Regions from separate parts of the Homo sapiens genome. Here all the other regions are linked to region 2. The links are chromatin contacts, found by Hi-C or POLR2A ChIA-PET in ENCODE. All regions are on one chromosome and are shown on one strand. The core of a region is the stretch at or near the end of the contact, and the rest is flanking DNA. Distances in the headings are between cores, read along the strand shown. Region 1 holds the start of RGS9 (regulator of G protein signaling 9). Region 2 holds the start of AXIN2 (axin 2). Region 3 has its middle 120 kb from the start of RGS9.

Region 1 (3,080 bases), core at 450-2,949, 420 kb before region 2:
ATGGATAAGAACCACTGCTTTTTTTTTTTTTTGAGACAGAGTCTCACTCTGTCACCCAGGCTGGAATGCAGTGGCTCAGTCTTGGCTCACTGCAGCCTCTGGGTTCAAGTGATTCTTGTGCCTCAGCCTCCTGAGTAGCTGGGATTACAGGTTGCTCCACCATGCTGATTGATTTCTGTATTTTTAATAGAGATAGGGTTTTGCCATGTTGGCCAGGCTGGTCTTGAACTCCTGACTTCAAGTGATTCACCCGCTTGGGCCTCCCAAAGTGCTGGAATTATAGGCGTGAGCCATCACACCCAGCCAAGAACCACTGCTTTAAAGGGACATTGGTTGACTGTGCCTTCCTAAGGTAAAGGCCTTCTTGTTTTCTTCCAACTTAAACATTTTATCTGCTACACTCAATAACCATCGAGTATGTTTAAGAGAAAGTGCTTTATATAACAAAGCAGAAAGGCTCTTGATAATAACTTAGAGGCTTCATCCTTGCATTTTTCTCAAGATGAAAACGCTAACATAATGAGCTGTCAAGGTAGGTTCATCAATTGTAACAAATGGGCCACTCCAGTGGAGGATGTTGATCATGGGGGACGCTGTGCGTGCGTGGGGAGAGGGGATATATGACGTGTCCCTATACCTTCCGCTCAATTGTGCTGTGAACCTAAAACTGCTCTAAGAAATAAAGTCTATTAAAACAAGCAAACCAGCCAGCTGCAGTGGCTCACTCCTGTAATTCCAGCACTTTGGGAGGCCGAGGTGGGTAGATCGATTGAGCCCAGGAGTTTGTGAAACTCCCTCTCCACAAACAATTTTTGTAAAAATTAGCGGGGTGTGGTGGCACGTGCCTGTAGCCCCAGCTACTGGGGAGGCTGAGGTGGGAGGATTGTTTGAGCCTGGGAGGTTGTAGCTGCAATGAGCCATGATTACGCCACTGCACTCCAGCCTGGGTGACAGAGCAAGACCCTGTCTCAAAAAAAAAGTTAAACAACAACAAACCCAACAACCAACTAACCGAAACACTAAGAATCAGAGAAGTAAAATATAATTCGCTTCATCCAGACAGCTAGCCCGGTGAGGACTACAACCTTCCTCTCTTCCTTCTTCACTTCTTTGCTCTCTCTTTTTAAACCCACATCTTAGCAATTCCTCTGCTATTGGGTCATTAAATCGCCACCTCTAATTTTTTTTTCTAAGCATTTATTGAGGGCCAAGCACTGTGTTACACATCTCCTCATTAAAATGGTATAGCAACCTTTTCTGGTCGATATTATGATCCCATTTTTCAATTTTTACTTTTGAGTGAAGGACATTGATTCTTAGAGATTGTAAGGAACTTGCCCAAGGCTGCCGGCTGGTTAGTGGCAGAGCTGGGATGGGAAAGTCCGTATTTTCCACCGCGCTGTATTAGTGAGGGCTCTTTGTGTCACTTCTGTGCATAACTCCGCCCCAAGTTAAAAGGCTCGCTGCTCTCGACAGGTCCTCCTCCTCCTCCCGCTAGGTCCTCCTCCTCCTCCCGCCAGGTCCTCCTCCTCCTTCTCCTCCCGGGGCCCTGCCCTGCGGGTCTCACCTGCTGCTCCGCGGGGTCCCGGCGGGGGCCGGATAGCGCCCCCTGGCGGCAGGTGGGCGCCCGCGCAGCGCATGCTAATGAGCCCGCGGCGCCGCTCGCGGATTGGCTGGCGCGGATTCCAGCTGCTTTCCAAGTCAGCGGCGCCTAGTGAGAGTCAGGGGGGCCCGGCCCGCGCCCTCCCCGCCCAGCCGCCTCCCCGTCGACGCCCAGGGCTGGGGCGAGCCAGGCTGCCTTTCGAACTTGGGGGGCTTCTCCTCTTGTCTCCCACTGGTGCTCTGGCTGTGAATCCATCCAGGGGCCAGGATGACAATCCGACACCAAGGCCAGCAGTACAGGCCGAGGATGGCATTTCTCCAAAAGGTAACCCTGGCCCCTCACCTGGACCCTGGGAGGAGGGCGGGGGACCGCATCTGCGAAGCGTCCGAGGACAAGAGGGGCAGGAGTGGAGAGCACCCCTTTGGGTCGATTTGTGCTGCTCGATTTTATTAAGTGACTTCTTTGCTGTGTGTGTCGATATTGATGGCTATAATAATTAGGTTTTCGTGTGCCCTGCCTGTAGTGGAGAATCTGAAGCCAGCGCTGATGGTCTGCGGGAGGTGAAAACAACCTGTTACTCGGGAGAGGCAGGTTCAGTTCAGGCTGTGGCAGATTTGAGACAGCCTGCTGATATTGTTGTAAGACGACCAGATGTGACATTGCCATTTTTGCCTTTTTTTTCTGATCCCAAACTGCACTATTTTAAAGTGTGTGTGTGTGTACACATAGACCATGAAAACGGGGTGATTTGTAGGATAAAGGGCCACCCCATTTACAATGCCCTGAGAGCCCTCATTTGAGTGTGTCTATCTGTGCATCTCCTGCTGTCTGCGCTGGCGGCAGAAGTCCCAACCTTTTCGCTTCCCTTGCGAATGCTTTCCCAGACAAAGTGACCGGGCACAGGGTGTGCACACAGGATGGACATGTGGGAGGTGGAATGCACCTGTGGGGTGATGTGTTTGGGGACAAAGTGGTTCATTTAGTTCTGAGCTTCTGGTATAATCACTGTCCGATGAGATCTACAGAGGATTAGGTCCCGGGTCACATCTTTGTCCTTCCTCCCACCCGTAGCCACTTTTCACAGCGTAGTGTCCATCTTCTTAGGCTTATCTTGTTGAGTAGAATTAGTTGAATGTTTTGTGACAAGCTGAGCTCTCCCTGAGCCCCTGGAGCTCAGCAAATTTGTATAGTCAGTGACCGCTGTCCTGATTTGCCCAGGACTTTCAATGCTAAAACCTGGACAGTCCTGGGGACCCCGAGACGGTCGCATTTGGTCCACCTGTTTCAAGATGCTCGTGCTCATCTTCCGGGTAGCAGAGGTGTGGGTATCATCTGTAAAGCAGACAGGCTGAATGTTGTCTCACTCAGAAAGAACCCTGAGAGCCTGTATTGCAGATACCAGTTACTAAAAGCAGAAGAAACTGCCTAAGTCGGCTATCTCAAAGCCACACATCATCTTCCAGGATTTATCCTAGGA
Region 2 (3,011 bases), core at 313-2,812:
CGCCAGCAGCGCCCCGAGCCCGGGCGGGGGGTCGGTCCCCGGCGCCGCCGTTTGCAGAGGCGCCCGCAGAAAAAGCACAGAAAGCAGCAGCCTAGTCCAGAAATGGCGACGCGCGGAGTCTCTGCCTCTCCGCAAAAGGGGCCGGGGCGGCCACGGGCGAGGGGCCCGGGCCGGGAGGAGGGACGCGAGGGACACGGGCGCCCCGGACTTGGGCCGGTCCTGCGCGCAGACTGAGCCTCCGCCAGCGCTGTGGGCCCCTTAGCGCGGACCCGCGGCAGGGAGGGGAAAAGGGGAGGGGGAAGAGAAGTAGGAGGAGAGGATGGGGCGGAGGAGAGGCGGGGGGCGGGGGAGGGCAAGCGGGGGGCGCCGCTACCCTTTCATCCCACCTCCCAAAGGCACTCCCGCGCGCACTCACACGCCGACTCACATCCATAACCGCGACAGCGACGCGACCCCCGGGGGGTATCTGCCCCCTCTCCGCCCCCGCCACTGCCGCCACTCGGATAAGTCTCCTCTCTGGGCCCCCCGCCAACCCGGTCACCGCGCTGGGGAGGGGGCTCCGGCGCAGGGCGCGCAAGGCTGCCCGGCCAAGCCCCCCGGAACGCTGGGCGCCGGGTCCGCCGCTCCCCTCCGCGCCGGCCCCTAGCGCGCCCCGAAATAGCCGGCCTGCCAACTTCAAAGGGCCGCCCCGCACATCAAAGCGCGCGGTCCGCCCGGCCGCCTCGGCCTCGGCACTCACCATTGATCCCCGCGCGCGCTCGGCGGCGAGACCTCGCAGGCGCCCCTGGCAGGGGCCCGGCCCCGGCCCCCGGCTCGGCTCGCGGCGGCAGCCCCGGGCCCCCCCGGGCCGGCCGCGGCGTCGGGGAACATGGGGAGTCGTGCGGCGGGGGAGGGGGTGCGGGAAACAACAATCCCGGGTTCAGAGCGAAAGCCACCGGCCGGGGAGGGGGAACGGCGCGCCCCGCCGCCCCTTTTATGCAAAAGATCCGAGCGGGCCTCCGCCCCCGCCCGGCCCGGCTTTCAACGCAGGTCCTGTTTCCAGCAGTCACTCGGCGCACCAAATGTCCTCCGGGCGCTTCCAACAAAAACTGCGCTGTGGATTTAACTGTGCACTTCAAAGGCGCGAGCCGAGCGCACGGTCCTGAAAGGGAGGTACGCGCCGGCCGCGCCCCGGGCCGCCCCCCGCAGCCCCGCCACCGCTCCGCAGGGCCGCCCCGCCCGCGCCCCCCTCCAGGCCCGGCCTCCGCCTGGCCGGGCCCCCTCCCGCCCCCCGCGCCCACGCCGCGGCTCGGCGCGACCTCGCCCCCTGTAAGAGGGGGGCTTTCTTTGAAGCGGCTCCGCTGGGGCCGAGCTTCCACCCCCACCTTTTACAGCAGGGCCTTCGGCGGGCGCCTCGGCCGCCGGGCGGCCCCGAAATCCATCGCTCTGAGGGGTTATTTTTATTTCCCGGCTCTCGGGCTGTTACTGAGTTGCCAGGACCTTATCAAAGCGCAGCCGGCTCCAGCCGACTCCCCCGGGCCAGGCTCGCGGAGCCAGTGATCCCGCCGCGCCAATCACAGCCGCGCTCGGCCGGCCCGCGCCGCCCGCCTTAAAGGGACAGCGCCCCGCGCCCGCCCCGCCCCGCCCCGGCCCGCCCCCGCCGCACGCTCCGCTCCCGCGTTAACCCTTCCCCGGCCTCTCCTCCGCCCCCTGCCAGCCCCCCGCGGCCCCGAGGGCATTCTCAGCCCGAGTTCTGATTTCTTCTTTTAAGTTCTCCGGCCTCTTTGCTCCCGCCTCCTCCCCCTGCCTGCCCTCGCTCTCCCCGGCTCTGGAATGCAACAGTTTCTGGTAGCATTATGGCCATCGCAAGAACTGCAAGCAAGCAGATTTTTTTTTTTCTATCATCAAACGCTTTTCTACCTCTATTCAAGTTTCCCTGGGAATTTGGGCTTGGAGGACTTTATAAAGGGAGTTCCGGCCCTGGGGTTGGCTGGCCCGCTGTCATAGGGCGGACTCGGGCCCAGCCGCTGGAGGCGTGTGCATGCCTGTGCGCGCTTGTGCACGTGCATCTGAGTTCGGGTAAATATAGGACTGCAGTTGGTGGATGAATTGCGTTTGTGCATGTGTGAAAGTGGGGTGTGAATCCGCCAGTATAGGCCTGAGTGCTAACACCAGTTAGGAGGCATACCTCAGTGCCCTGAAGACCTAGGTCCAGCTTCCTAACCTGCTGGCCATAAGACCCTCGTAGCGGCACACATTGGCCATCTCTCCCAAACAACTGCATACCCGTTACTCTTCCAAAGTCCCCTCTTCTGCCATATGTTACATATTAAACCGATAGGAATATCTTTTTTCCCACTCCAAACGACAAGGCATGCATGCCGTTTTAATGTATCGAAAACTCCTCACCCCATTGTCACCTTTGAATTTCTCCCACATTTGCCCAAAAACGTTTATAAGGCACACACAACCTTCTCTTCTCCGTTAAAATGAGAAAATATGTCACAAACCCAGAGCATTGTGTATTTATTCTGCTGCTGCTATAGAATGATTCCTTATGTTATGAGCGAATAATTAACTTTTCTTCCTTTTAAAAAACAAAGGGCCGGGGACGGTGGCTCATGCCTGTAATCCCAGCATTTTGGGAGGCCCATGCTGGAGGATCATCTGAGGTCAGGAGTTCGAGACCAGCCTGCCTAATATGGCGAAACCCCGTCTCTACTAAAAATACAAAAATCAGCCGGGTGTGGTGGCACGTGCCTGTAGTCCCAGCTACTCGGGAGGCTGAGGCAGGAGAATCGCTTGAACCTAGGAGACGGGGGTGGGGGGGTTGCAGTGAGCCAAGATGGCACCACTGCACGCCAGGCTGGGTGACAAAGCGAGACTCCCTCAAAAAAAAAAAAAAAAAACACACACACACACACACATAAAGGTGTGAACCAAAGAGATCCAAGAAGTGAAAGGCAGAGTCCTGGCCTCAGAGCTGTGCAAGGCTCTTACTCTCCAACTTAATGGATGACGAGCCCTTTTAA
Region 3 (3,036 bases), core at 306-2,805, 300 kb before region 2:
AAGAGCAGTAGAGCTCCACATCTCCCACCCCTCAGCATTGGCTTGTCTGTATTTTGCCTCTGAGACTCCACTGGCTTGCTGGAAGAGGTGGAGATGCAACCATTTGAACAGGGGTTTTCTGAGATCGAAACTCCATTCCACCAGTTTTAAAGAGTGACACTGCATAAAGCACATAAGGCTTCTTCCTGACCATCCTCACACACTGCTCTTGGAAGCATTCTTAGAATGGATTCGCTAGAAGCAGGGATTCTCATACAAGTGATTTATGGAGGGAGGCTCTTGGAAGAAAATCCTTTAAGGAAGCGATGGAAACAGGGTAGGGAAGAGGAAGAAGAGAAGATGTGGCTCAGCTGAAGTCTCATCTTAGCCTGTTCCCAGGGGGAGCTGGAAAGTATGAAAGGCAACACAAGGTGGTCCCCACTTCTGGCCTTTGTACCCTGTATCAGTCACCTGTTAGCTGCAGCTGCCTCAGGGTAGTAGGCTGACATTCCAGACACTTCCTGCCTCAGTGGCTCCTGCAACAGGCCAAGGGCAGTTCTCCGGGTAGCAGCCAGGTGGCTTTTGCATCAACACTGACAGCAGCTGGGAGACGGAGGCATCATCCTGTCATAGGGGCTTTGGGCAGGTCACTATGGAGGGTCAATCCAGTGATTTACCAGAAGACTGTAGAAAATGTTCTTGTCGTTTAATCTAGCCGCTTTGTGTTTAGGTCTTTATCCTGAGGATTATATCACGAATTTGTGAGAAGTTTTGTTGTTGTCATCATCAACATAACCACCGTCATCATCCTCTGTTGAGCGTGTATTTGCAGAGCACTTTACAGATACTGTCTCATTTAATCCTTTCAACCATTCTGTGAGGTTTAGAGAGAGAATTACTCTTGCCTTCGAATGCAGGGCTTGACAGTGGCATGTTCAGGGGATATTCATTGCAATATAATTTACAGTAATAAAGATTTGGAAAGAATCCATTTCTCCAACACTGGGTGCAGAGAGGTAAATTACTTACCTCTGTAGAATGGCATAATGCGTAGACCATAAAAATGCTATAATAATACAGAGGTGAGTCCACAATACACTGCTAAGTGGAAAAATTAGGCCACAAAGCTGCATTATACCGGTGCGTGCGTGTGTGTGTGTATGTGTGTGTATGTGTGTGTGTGTGTGTGTGTGTGTGTGTAGACAATATGTTTTAAATATTAAGGGATATTTTTGTGTCCACATTTCCTTTTACCCTTTGTGGAACCTCCTCCCTACCCCCATCCTCTGTATTAAAGTTCAGCTCTTTGGTGCTGTTTGCCTCAGGGAAGGGAAATAAAATAGTAGGCAGTGGAAAAGTTGGAGGAGTAAGAAGAGGGGGAGGAGCTGGAAGCAAGGCGAGACGACCTGGTCCTGGGATCTAGCATCCATCCATGGACCACATCCCCTTGCCCCCCATTTTCTCCCAATCCTATTCCAAGAGGGGAGATTGAACTGGAGATTTTGAATTTCTGCCTGCAGGAATCAAGAATCACAACAGAAATCAAGCTGAGCTAGAGGAAATAAAGATCTATTTCTTGCCTACATAAAGCTTTGGATGGGGATTTACACCCACTGCTTGTGAACAGGAAAAGAGTAAAAGGAAATACCACAAAATGATGATTCAGTGGTTATCACTGAGTGATTTGTATTTCCTTCTTGGTGCTTTCCTGTGTGTTTCGTGTTTTTTTTTTTTCAGTAAAACATTAATTTTGAAGTCAGAAAAAAGTTTTTTCAAAAAATTTAGAGAGTACTTTATTAGTTTCTGTGATCAAACTCATGTAGATAAGACTTTACATATTTAATACAGTGTGTTACCCTTGTACAAATGGAAAAAAAATAAGTTTAACTTTTCTAGAGCAATATGGTTGTTAATTTCTGTACAATGCCACCTCAACATGGTAAACTGGAATATTTTTCCAAAGTGGATAGCACAGCTAAAGTTTCCAAAAATTCAAATTATATGTAGACCAATAATAGCAGTATGTTATGCATTAATAGCAGCAACAGCTTAGGAAAAAGTTATATTTAAAATCTTTCTCTTAAAGGGAATACTCATACACAGTTGGGAATGTAAATGCATTCAGCTACTGTGGAAAACAGTTTGGAGATTTCTCAGAGAACTTAAAACAGAACTACCATTCAACTCAGCAATCCCATTACTGGATATATACCCAAAGGAAAATAAATCGTTTTACCAGAAAGACACGCACACTCATATGTTCATCACAGCACTATTCATCACAGCAAAGACATGGAGTCAACCCAGATGCCCATCAGCAGTGGATTGGGTAAAGAAAATGTGGTACATACACACCACAGAATACTATGTAGCCATAAAAAAGAATGAAATCATGTCCTTTGCAGCAACATGGATGCAGCTGGAGGCCATTATCCTAAGTGAATTAACACGGGAACAGAAAACCAAATACCACATGTTCTCACTTGTAAGTGGGAGTTAAGCATTGGGTACATATGGACATAAAATAGGAACAATAGACACTGGGAACCACTAGATGGGGGAGAGAGGGAGGGAAAAAAGAGCTGAAAAACTACCTATTGTGGACTATGCTCACTAACCTCTGCATCACACAATATAACCATGTAACAAATTAGCACATGCTCTGAATCTAAAACAAAGGTTGAAATTATTAAAAAAAAATCTTTCTCCTCCTTCTCCTCCAACAACAAGAAGAAGAACAACAACAATACCAGCTTATATTTATTAAGGAAGCTTAATATGTCAAGCATGGGGCTGGCCACTTCATATTACCCCATTCATTCCTCCCAACTCCCCTATGGGGTAGGTACTATCATTCTTGCATTTTACAGATAGGAAATTTGAGGCTCGGAGAAGTCAAGCAGCTTACCCAAAGTGGCAGAAATGTGGTAATAGTCCAGGTCTATCTGAATTCAAATCCTATGCCCTTTCCAGCTCTCTCTATTGTCCATCTGGGGAACTTTTTCTGCTATACGCAAAATTAGCCAAGGCATCTGGGGATGGGGTTAGAGACTGCAA

The links. A loop is a pair of places that touch in the nucleus more often than their neighbours do. ChIA-PET counts read pairs that join two places held with the same protein, here RNA polymerase II (POLR2A). Pooled maps may share reads with other maps.
Region 1: a loop to region 2 is called in a pooled map, with 3 times the contacts of the local background. The contact joins the promoter of RGS9 here to the promoter of AXIN2 in region 2. A Hi-C loop is called at or near these places in 1 of 37 single-sample maps with no recorded cell type and 8 of 50 pooled maps. POLR2A ChIA-PET finds 5 or more read pairs at or near these places in 1 of 52 experiments (activated T-cell).
Region 3: a pooled map shows a loop between it and region 2 (4-fold over the local background). The contact joins the enhancer-like site here to the promoter of AXIN2 in region 2. A Hi-C loop is called at or near these places in 10 of 168 maps with a recorded cell type or tissue (A673, Caco-2, HCT116 and 7 more), 12 of 37 single-sample maps with no recorded cell type and 12 of 50 pooled maps.

The regions. Positions count from the first base shown.
Region 1 is chr17:65,135,671-65,138,750 of GRCh38, forward strand. RGS9 (regulator of G protein signaling 9) reads left to right here and starts at 1,700. Exons shown (of 19, transcript NM_003835.4): 1 at 1,700-1,927. The coding sequence starts at 1,871. RefSeq lists a silencer at 1,390-1,889.
Region 2 is chr17:65,560,086-65,563,096 of GRCh38, forward strand. AXIN2 (axin 2) reads right to left here and starts at 1,563. Exons shown (of 11, transcript NM_004655.4): 1 at 1,365-1,563. RefSeq lists a silencer at 1,577-1,726.
Region 3 is chr17:65,260,841-65,263,876 of GRCh38, forward strand. No RefSeq gene overlaps it. Among named protein-coding and RNA genes, the nearest start is that of RGS9, 120 kb to the left of the region's middle. Within about 2 kb of position 1,556, at least 2 of the 41 ENCODE cell types and tissues checked have a DNase peak (open chromatin) inside an H3K27ac peak, as active enhancers do; they include A673 and endothelial cell of umbilical vein, where a contact is called at or near this core.